Linked DNA regions of Homo sapiens: region 2 is linked to region 1. The links are chromatin contacts, found by Hi-C or POLR2A ChIA-PET in ENCODE. All regions are on one chromosome and are shown on one strand. The core of a region is the stretch at or near the end of the contact, and the rest is flanking DNA. Distances in the headings are between cores, read along the strand shown.

Evidence for each region. A loop is a pair of places that touch in the nucleus more often than their neighbours do. ChIA-PET counts read pairs that join two places held with the same protein, here RNA polymerase II (POLR2A). Pooled maps may share reads with other maps.
Region 2: a map with no recorded cell type shows a loop between it and region 1 (2.0-fold over the local background). The contact joins the promoter of NXPH2 here to the enhancer-like site in region 1. A Hi-C loop is called at or near these places in 4 of 168 maps with a recorded cell type or tissue (Caco-2, HCT116, HepG2 and 1 more), 1 of 37 single-sample maps with no recorded cell type and 4 of 50 pooled maps. POLR2A ChIA-PET finds 5 or more read pairs at or near these places in 1 of 52 experiments (H1).

What each region holds. Positions count from the first base shown.
Region 1 is chr2:138,707,078-138,710,778 of GRCh38, forward strand. The region is part of intron 1 of NXPH2 (neurexophilin 2); the gene reads right to left. Among named protein-coding and RNA genes, the nearest start is that of NXPH2, 71 kb to the right of the region's middle. Within about 2 kb of position 2,096, at least 2 of the 41 ENCODE cell types and tissues checked have a DNase peak (open chromatin) inside an H3K27ac peak, as active enhancers do.
Region 2 is chr2:138,778,557-138,782,257 of GRCh38, forward strand. It overlaps NXPH2 (neurexophilin 2), which reads right to left and starts at 1,834. Exons shown (of 2, transcript NM_007226.3): 1 at 1,635-1,834. The coding sequence starts at 1,685.

The sequences.
Region 1 (3,701 bases), core at 846-3,345:
AGTACTTGCCCCATGACAAAAAAAAAAAAAAAAAAGAGCAAGAAGAAGAAGCAACAGCTAGGAATCTTCTTAGATGATTCAATATGGGTGAGTTTTATTTAAATGACAAACTTCAGTCAGGGGATTCATATTCTGAAGGATGATATTCACATATTGTTATAACCAATCAGAACACATATCAAACAAATGAGAACAAAGGCCAGCCACAAAATCCAGATATGGCCATACCAATGTGTACTTGATATGCCCTCAAAGGAAAAGGTTTGATCCTACATCAAATAATTTGTGAAAGAATGAACCTTCAGCATTTAAGTTTAAAAGTTTCATGTATGTTGGATATTTTTATGAATCACTTGTGGCCTGATCTGGGGGGGAGAAAAGCTTCTACTACACTGTGAGTTGGAGCTGGGATCTAAAACTGGGTTGTCTGACCCCAAAGAGCATTTGCTTGACATCTGTGTGTACTGCCTCCAAATGCTTTATGCTATCACTTTCCTCTCACTAAATACCACAGTCTATTAATACAGTCTAGGGTTGCATAAGCATTCTGGGAAGCTTATGCACATTTGGAAAGCTTTTGCCATATTGATGACTCACAACTTTAGTTTATTTTCAACTAAAACTTTTCCATACTTGCTAACCATATATCCTTTATCCTCTGGTGGTGGTGTTCTTTTTGTATCCAAGTGCCAGGTCTTAAAATTATCCCTTGTAACTTTCTTCTCTGTGGATTTGGCCCATCATTCTAGCCTGAGATCCTTTTGAATCCTGTCAGCCAATAGGTCCCTCTCTCTCTAAGCCTCATGTCATTAGCTAATTTAATAAGTAAGACTTGTGTCTGCCCTTTTAAAATCTGACCTTGTCAGAAGACTCCCTGGACAGTCAAGCTGATTACTACAGATACTCCCTCCATTTCTCTCTTACTGAAATAATTTGTGATGGCAGTCACAAATCTGACTGTCCCAAGATGCCAGGGCTGTCTCCTCTTATAGAGCCTCATGTGTGGCACTGTGCTTGTCTTGTCCATAACTGCACTTACCCTACTACACAGGGCATTTAATAAATGTGTTTAAATCACAGAATTTCATTGTTTTTCTGGCATGGGACAACAGGAAAGCCGATCTGGAAAAACAACAATAACAACAAGACAGCTGCTACTTTCCTCAGCCGTCACACACGCTGCCCACTTCACAACTATCTCCCCGGCCATGAACTTGAACTTGAGAGAAGAATGAGTATCAATGAATTAAGATGTTTTAGAAAGTATCTGAACATACAATTGAGCTGGCACTATTTTGTACATCAGGATTTTAATATTGCAAAGGACTGTATTGATTGCCTAAATCTAAAAATAATTTCATTAATGGAAGAAGATGTAATGTGATTTAATATGCAAATTAATGCTGCATTCACTGAAAACTATTAAACCAGCTCATTTAGCAATTTGAGTGAACATTGCTAATACATTTCCAGAGTTTTCTTTTTCCTCTACAATCATACTGAAAACTCCTGAAAGACAACAAATGTCTTTTAGTTCTGAATACTCTATATAGCAGTCTAGAAATAGGCCAAGCTAATGTGAGGTATAGTGCTTATTATTCTTTGAATGTTGTTCTAAATTAAGGAGACAAGTTGCAGAAAAGTTAACTACTGTGAACTGGAAAACCTCCAATTAAGTAGTTGGATTCCAACCTCTCCTTGACTCACAGGCTGGAGGACATTTATCAAAGCATAGGGACATCGGGACTGAAAACAAGGGCTGATTTAGACAACAAAAGCTCTGATTCACTCTCTCCATGTTGACAAAATATACTCTATACCCACAAACTTAAGCTGTGTCCATGCACACACAAACCAGTCTGAAACAAAAACAAGTGAGCATTTAAATTTAGACCAATTATGACAGCAAAAGCTGTGTTCTTTGGCATTCTACCAAACAAAAAGCTTCAGAAACCAGCACTTCAAATACTCCCCTGGTCCACACATGTATTCTAGCAGCAGGGACTGGCAATGGAGCTAATTCCAATCAACGAGGAAGCTATTTAGGTCCCACAAGGCTGACTCTGAGAGTCGCTGGGGGATGCTGGGGTGCTGGCTCCACTCGAGACGGTACAACAGCCCCTTCTATCCTCTCAGGGAAACAGGGGCAGCTGCCCAGGGGAGGCTCACACTGCACTTTCTCTCCCATCCTAAATCCTACAGCAGCCTTCACAGTTTCTCTTTTTATAATTTTATTTTATTTTGGTGAAATAGAGATAACAAAATTTGTCATCTTAACCATTATTAACAGACTTTATTTTTTAGAGCAGTTTTGAGTTCACAGCAAAATTAGCAGCCAAGTACAGAGATTTCCCATATACCCCTGCCCCCCTCCCTACCCACAGCTGCCCCATTACCACCTTTCCCCCCACCAGTGTGGTGCATTTGTTACAATCAATCCTACATTGACACATAACTACCACCTCAAGTCCATGTTTATGTTAGGGTTCACTCTTGCTGAATCCTATGGGTTTTGACAAATGTATAATGACATGTACCCACCATTATAGGAGCATACTAAATAGTTTCACTGCCCTAAAAATCCTCTGTGCTTTGCCTATTCATCCCGTCCTCTCCCCAACCCCTAATTCTTTTACTGTCTCCCTAGTTTTACCTTGCCCAGAATATCATCTAATTGGAATCAGTAAGTACTATTTTCAGATCAGTGTCTTAGTATTTCACTTAGTATTGTACATTTAAAGTTTCTCCATGTCTTTTCATGGTTTAATCATTTCTTTCACCTGTGGAATAACATTCCATTGCCTGGATTTACCACAATTTATTTATCCATTCACCTACTGAAGGATATTTTGGTTGCTTCCTAATTTTAACCTCTTTTATGTGTACAATTCAGTGGCATTACTTGTATTCACAATATTGTGCAACCATCACAACTGTCTATTTCTCAAACTATTCCATCACTTCAAAAAGGAACTCTGTTAAACATCAAGCAATAACTCCCATTCCTCCCAGCCCCTGGTGACTTACTTCCTGTCTCTATGAATTTACTTATTATTTAATATTTCATGTTAGTGGAGTCATACAATATTTGTCCTTTTGTGTCTCACTTGTATCACTTAGCATAATGTTTTCAGGTTTGTCCATGCCGTAAATATATCAGAACTCCATTCCTTTTTACGGCTAAATAACATTTAATTGTATGTATGTACCACGTTTTGTTTATTCATCACCTCTTGATGAATACTTGGGTTGTTCCCACCTTTGGCAATTGTGAATAATGCTGTAATGAAGATTGGTATAAAAGTATTTGCTTGAGTCCCTGTTTTCAATTATTTTGGGTATATATCCAGGAGAGGAATTGCTGAGTTATATGGTAATTCTATGTTTAGCTCTTAGAGAAACCGCCAAACTTTTTTTCAGCAACTCCACTATTTTACATTCCCACCAACAACACACAAGGGTTCCAGTTTGCAGCTTCTCTTAAACCCAAGCAGAGTAGTTAGTTCAAATGAAGGTTATCTTGAAGTTACCTGGCCTATTGATTAGCTGGCATCCTTCCTCCACCCTAGACTCTATGAGATAAATTTTACTATAAGCTATTATAATTTACCACTCTCAGGCCTACAGTTCTCCATTAGTTTCCCTCACTAAGACTTCTGTTTCTATGCTCTGGACCTCATTACTCTCCTAACATAACCTTG
Region 2 (3,701 bases), core at 584-3,083, 71 kb after region 1:
TGCTTACGGAGCAGATACACAGTTCATATTTATTAAATGCAAAATTAATGAACTAAGATTCGTGAAGATATTCTGAAGACCCCACATAAACACCTGATTTCCCCAGGCTTTTCCTTACACACACCATACAAATGCTGCTTTGTTAGATCACCTTTTATTAGAATCCAGACTAAAAAATTTTAAAGCAAGGGATACTAAAGATTAATGTGGCATATATTTTGGATTCATAATGCCTAAGATGTAAAATGTATTTTAACATGGAGTATTGTAGATAGCCAGTATGTGATGGCTCATTCAAGGATATTTGGGCATATCATTGCATTTTCTTCTTGATGCCATTGAAGAGTTTCTGAGTTAACGCTGTGCAGGTGAAGCTAATCTCCACCGTAACAAGCATGGACCACGGGCATCTCAGAGGTCTCTCCACCTTTTAGAGTTCCTTCCACCCTCAGAACTTGCAAAGTGCCTCTGCCTTAACAATATCATACATATCATAAACTTTCAAAGTTACTTGATTTTCCCCCTAATAGGAAAAGAAAGAGACAAAGAGAACGAGAGAGAGAGCGAGCGAGAGAGAAGAGACTGTCATCTTCTAAGTGCTTGGGCAAAGTCTTAAGTATGAGGACCAAAGAAACTATGGCATCAGGAGAAAGCCCTCTTAATAGCACCCTAACAAGGCAAGAGCTAAGTGACCAGAAGAAATCCATCACAGATGCTGACCCAGCCAAAGCACTCCCCTTCTGTAATTTTACTTTAAAAGTTTCTTCTTGAAGATCTTACTTTGGTTTTCCCTCAACTATAATTAGCCATGCATATAGAACATAGGCGTATATCAGGAGGAGGAGAGCGTGGCGCCTCGCGGGAAGAGAGAAGAGAGTGACAACGCGAACCCCAAACCACATTTTAATACGTTTCTTATTCCTCAGCGCCTCCGAGCCACCCAGACCAGGCGGGCGGTCTCCCTGAAAAGACAGCTTCGAGATGCCCGAGAGGGGGCTCCTGCGCGGAGCTGGGCATGAAAGTTATATCTTGTGTCCCCAGCTGGCAGAAAGCCCCATCCCAGTCCCTAGCGCCAGACGGAAAACGAAGAGAAATCCAAGCTGTCCCCCAAATCCGTATTTTGCCTAAGTTTTCTCCCAGCAAGGCGCCACTACCTGGCTCTGAGAACGAGGATGCATGCACTATGCTGTGCTTTGGGAGAAGTGTCTGTGTGCATCTGGGCAAAACACCACGTGAAAAATAAACACCACCAAGCCTCTCAAACTGTGAACAGGAGGAAGGTCTTTCTGCCCCTTCTCATCCTATCAATTTACTTTCCTTCCTCTCCTTGACCGCTTATCAATAAACCGCTTCCTTCTCCCGGACCTACTTCCCGGCCACCTTCTGCCTACTTTACCCCAGCGCTCAAGTCCCAACCCGTGCTAAGCCCCTGAGTCGCCTGTAGATCCCGTCTATTCCGTTCTTCAATTCTTCCCTTTCGACCTCTAAGGCAACCCAAAACTCCTTGCCCTCCGCGCGCCCCCAACCCCACTTCCCAAGCAGGCCCAGGCTGGGCTCCAAGTCAGCCGCCTGCGCGGTTTTCCCGCCGAAACGCGTCCCCGGCGTGTGGGACGGCGCGCGGGCCGGGCACTCACCAGCTGCAGCAAGCCAGGGACCACCACGAGGGGCAGCGGCCGCAGGCGCATGGTGCCGGCTGGCGCGGCTTTTCACGAGCTGCGCGCCCTCGCCTGCCTCTCGCGCATCTCCACTTCGCGGGGCAGGACTGAGGACGCCAGGGACACAGCGCGGCGCTTCCCTCCCGGAATCCGAGCGCTGCGCCGTGCCGCGCAGCTCTGGCCGGGTGGGCGGGCAGGGAAGGGGGAGGGTGGGCGGACCGGAGGTGCCTCTCCCGGCCCCCCGCGCGCCCCTCCTCGGAGGGGGCCGGCAAAGAGCCTGCGGGGCAGCTCGAGCTCCGGCACGCGGCGGGGGGCTTCAGTCGCGCCTTGGACTCTCCCGCTTGGCCGGGCTTGGGGTGAGCGCGTGGGGCGCCTGCGGGAGGGAGGCGGCGGCTCGGGCGCTTGGGTGATGGGTTCAGTGCGAGGCTGCCCTCCAGATCCGATCCCGCCGGGCGGATGCCTGGCCGAGCTGAGCACGCCTGGCCAGCCGGTGCCCCAGAGCCCCGAGAGGCCGGGTGCCTCCTCCCACCCCCGCCCAGCAGAAGGCCGGTCCGAGAGGCTCCACTGTGCCAAGCGCCCTGCCAACTGACTGGCTCTCGCTTTGGCTGGGGAGATTGGGGATGAGGGGAAGAAAAGGTTCTCCCTGGGTGGCTGCAAGAAAGAGTGCGCCCGCCTGGAGAGCGCCCAGAGAGTTTAGGAGGGGAAGGCGATTGCAGAGTCCTGGGGCGGGGCGTGGGGAGCTGCGAACGGAAAAGGCTGGGGCGGGGAGGTGAGGCTGGAGCCCAGGACGCCCTGGGAGAGTGCCCTACTCTGCCGCAGCGCCAAGCTCGCAGAGCCGCGGGTAAGGGGTACAAAGTGCGCCTGGTGCGGCTGGAAGGATTTCTGGGGTTGGGGAGTAATGGGGACCTCGAGGGACCAGGAGCAGAACTGTGAGAAACGGAGCTAGGTGATGTCTGGTTTACTCCGGTTTGGGGATGGTATAGACAGCTAGGTGTCCTGAAGACAGACAAAGTTGCTCCCAGACCTTCTGCCCGGGCTTTGGAGAAGCAGAATAAAGGCAGGATACCCCACCACAGCCTCCGACTTCAGAAATATTGGAGAGGGGTATCTTTGCGGACGGGCGAAGGTGCAAACCTGATGCCTGTGAGCCTCGACCTCCGTGTTAACAACTCGCCATTGGAGAGATCCTTAACCTTTTACTATCTTTGTGCTGGACACTCGAGTGGAAAAATCAAAGGCAATGGGGCTCACAGACCTGCACTGTTTTTACGGTAGATCAGAGTTTGGGCGTCATTCGTCACTCCTTTATTGAACAGGTGGGAAACCTAAGGTCCAGAGAGATACATTCACTTCTCCAAGGATGAGACTTTAGGCAGTTGCTCCGACAGAATACCCAAGGCGAGAATGCTTCTTACATCTAGAAACGCAAAGCTCTTAGAGAAGAAAACCATGTTGAAGCAAGGGAGTAGAATTGCAATTGATTTCTAGGCTTTAAAAAATAAACCCAACAAAAAGCACAGATTAAGTTGTAATTTTTGGACAAAAAAAAAAAAGTTTCCTTCTCCTCTGCTTACCACCCCCACCCCAAAATAGAAATGAAGGAGGGTTGTTAAATCTTAGCGGTTGAAGCAGAGCAGCCTTGGTCCTAGGTTTCAAAGGCAGGAGGATTGCTTTGACTAGGGCAAAATCCTACTATTCCTTTCACTGAGTGTGCCAAGATTGTGCAGATGGGGAGGGAGGTTATTCCAGAGTGTTCTGGGATCCCAGTGTGAATTTGAGAGTGTGTTGTCCTTGAGCCTGCAGGTAGGGTATCTTTCCAGTACAACTCCATTTCCTGTAGGGGGGGAGAGTGGCAAGCAAGGGGCATGCATCCTCCCTAAACCCTTGCTAAGCCTGACTGGGGGTTCCATGGTAAAGGATGCACCAGCTGCATCCCATTTCTGCTTGATCTCAGACTCTCCTTTTGCCTTGCAACAGACTCAAAAACAAAACCACTATTTGCATATCCAAATCTATATCTCACCCATTCCACTCCTCATCCCTACA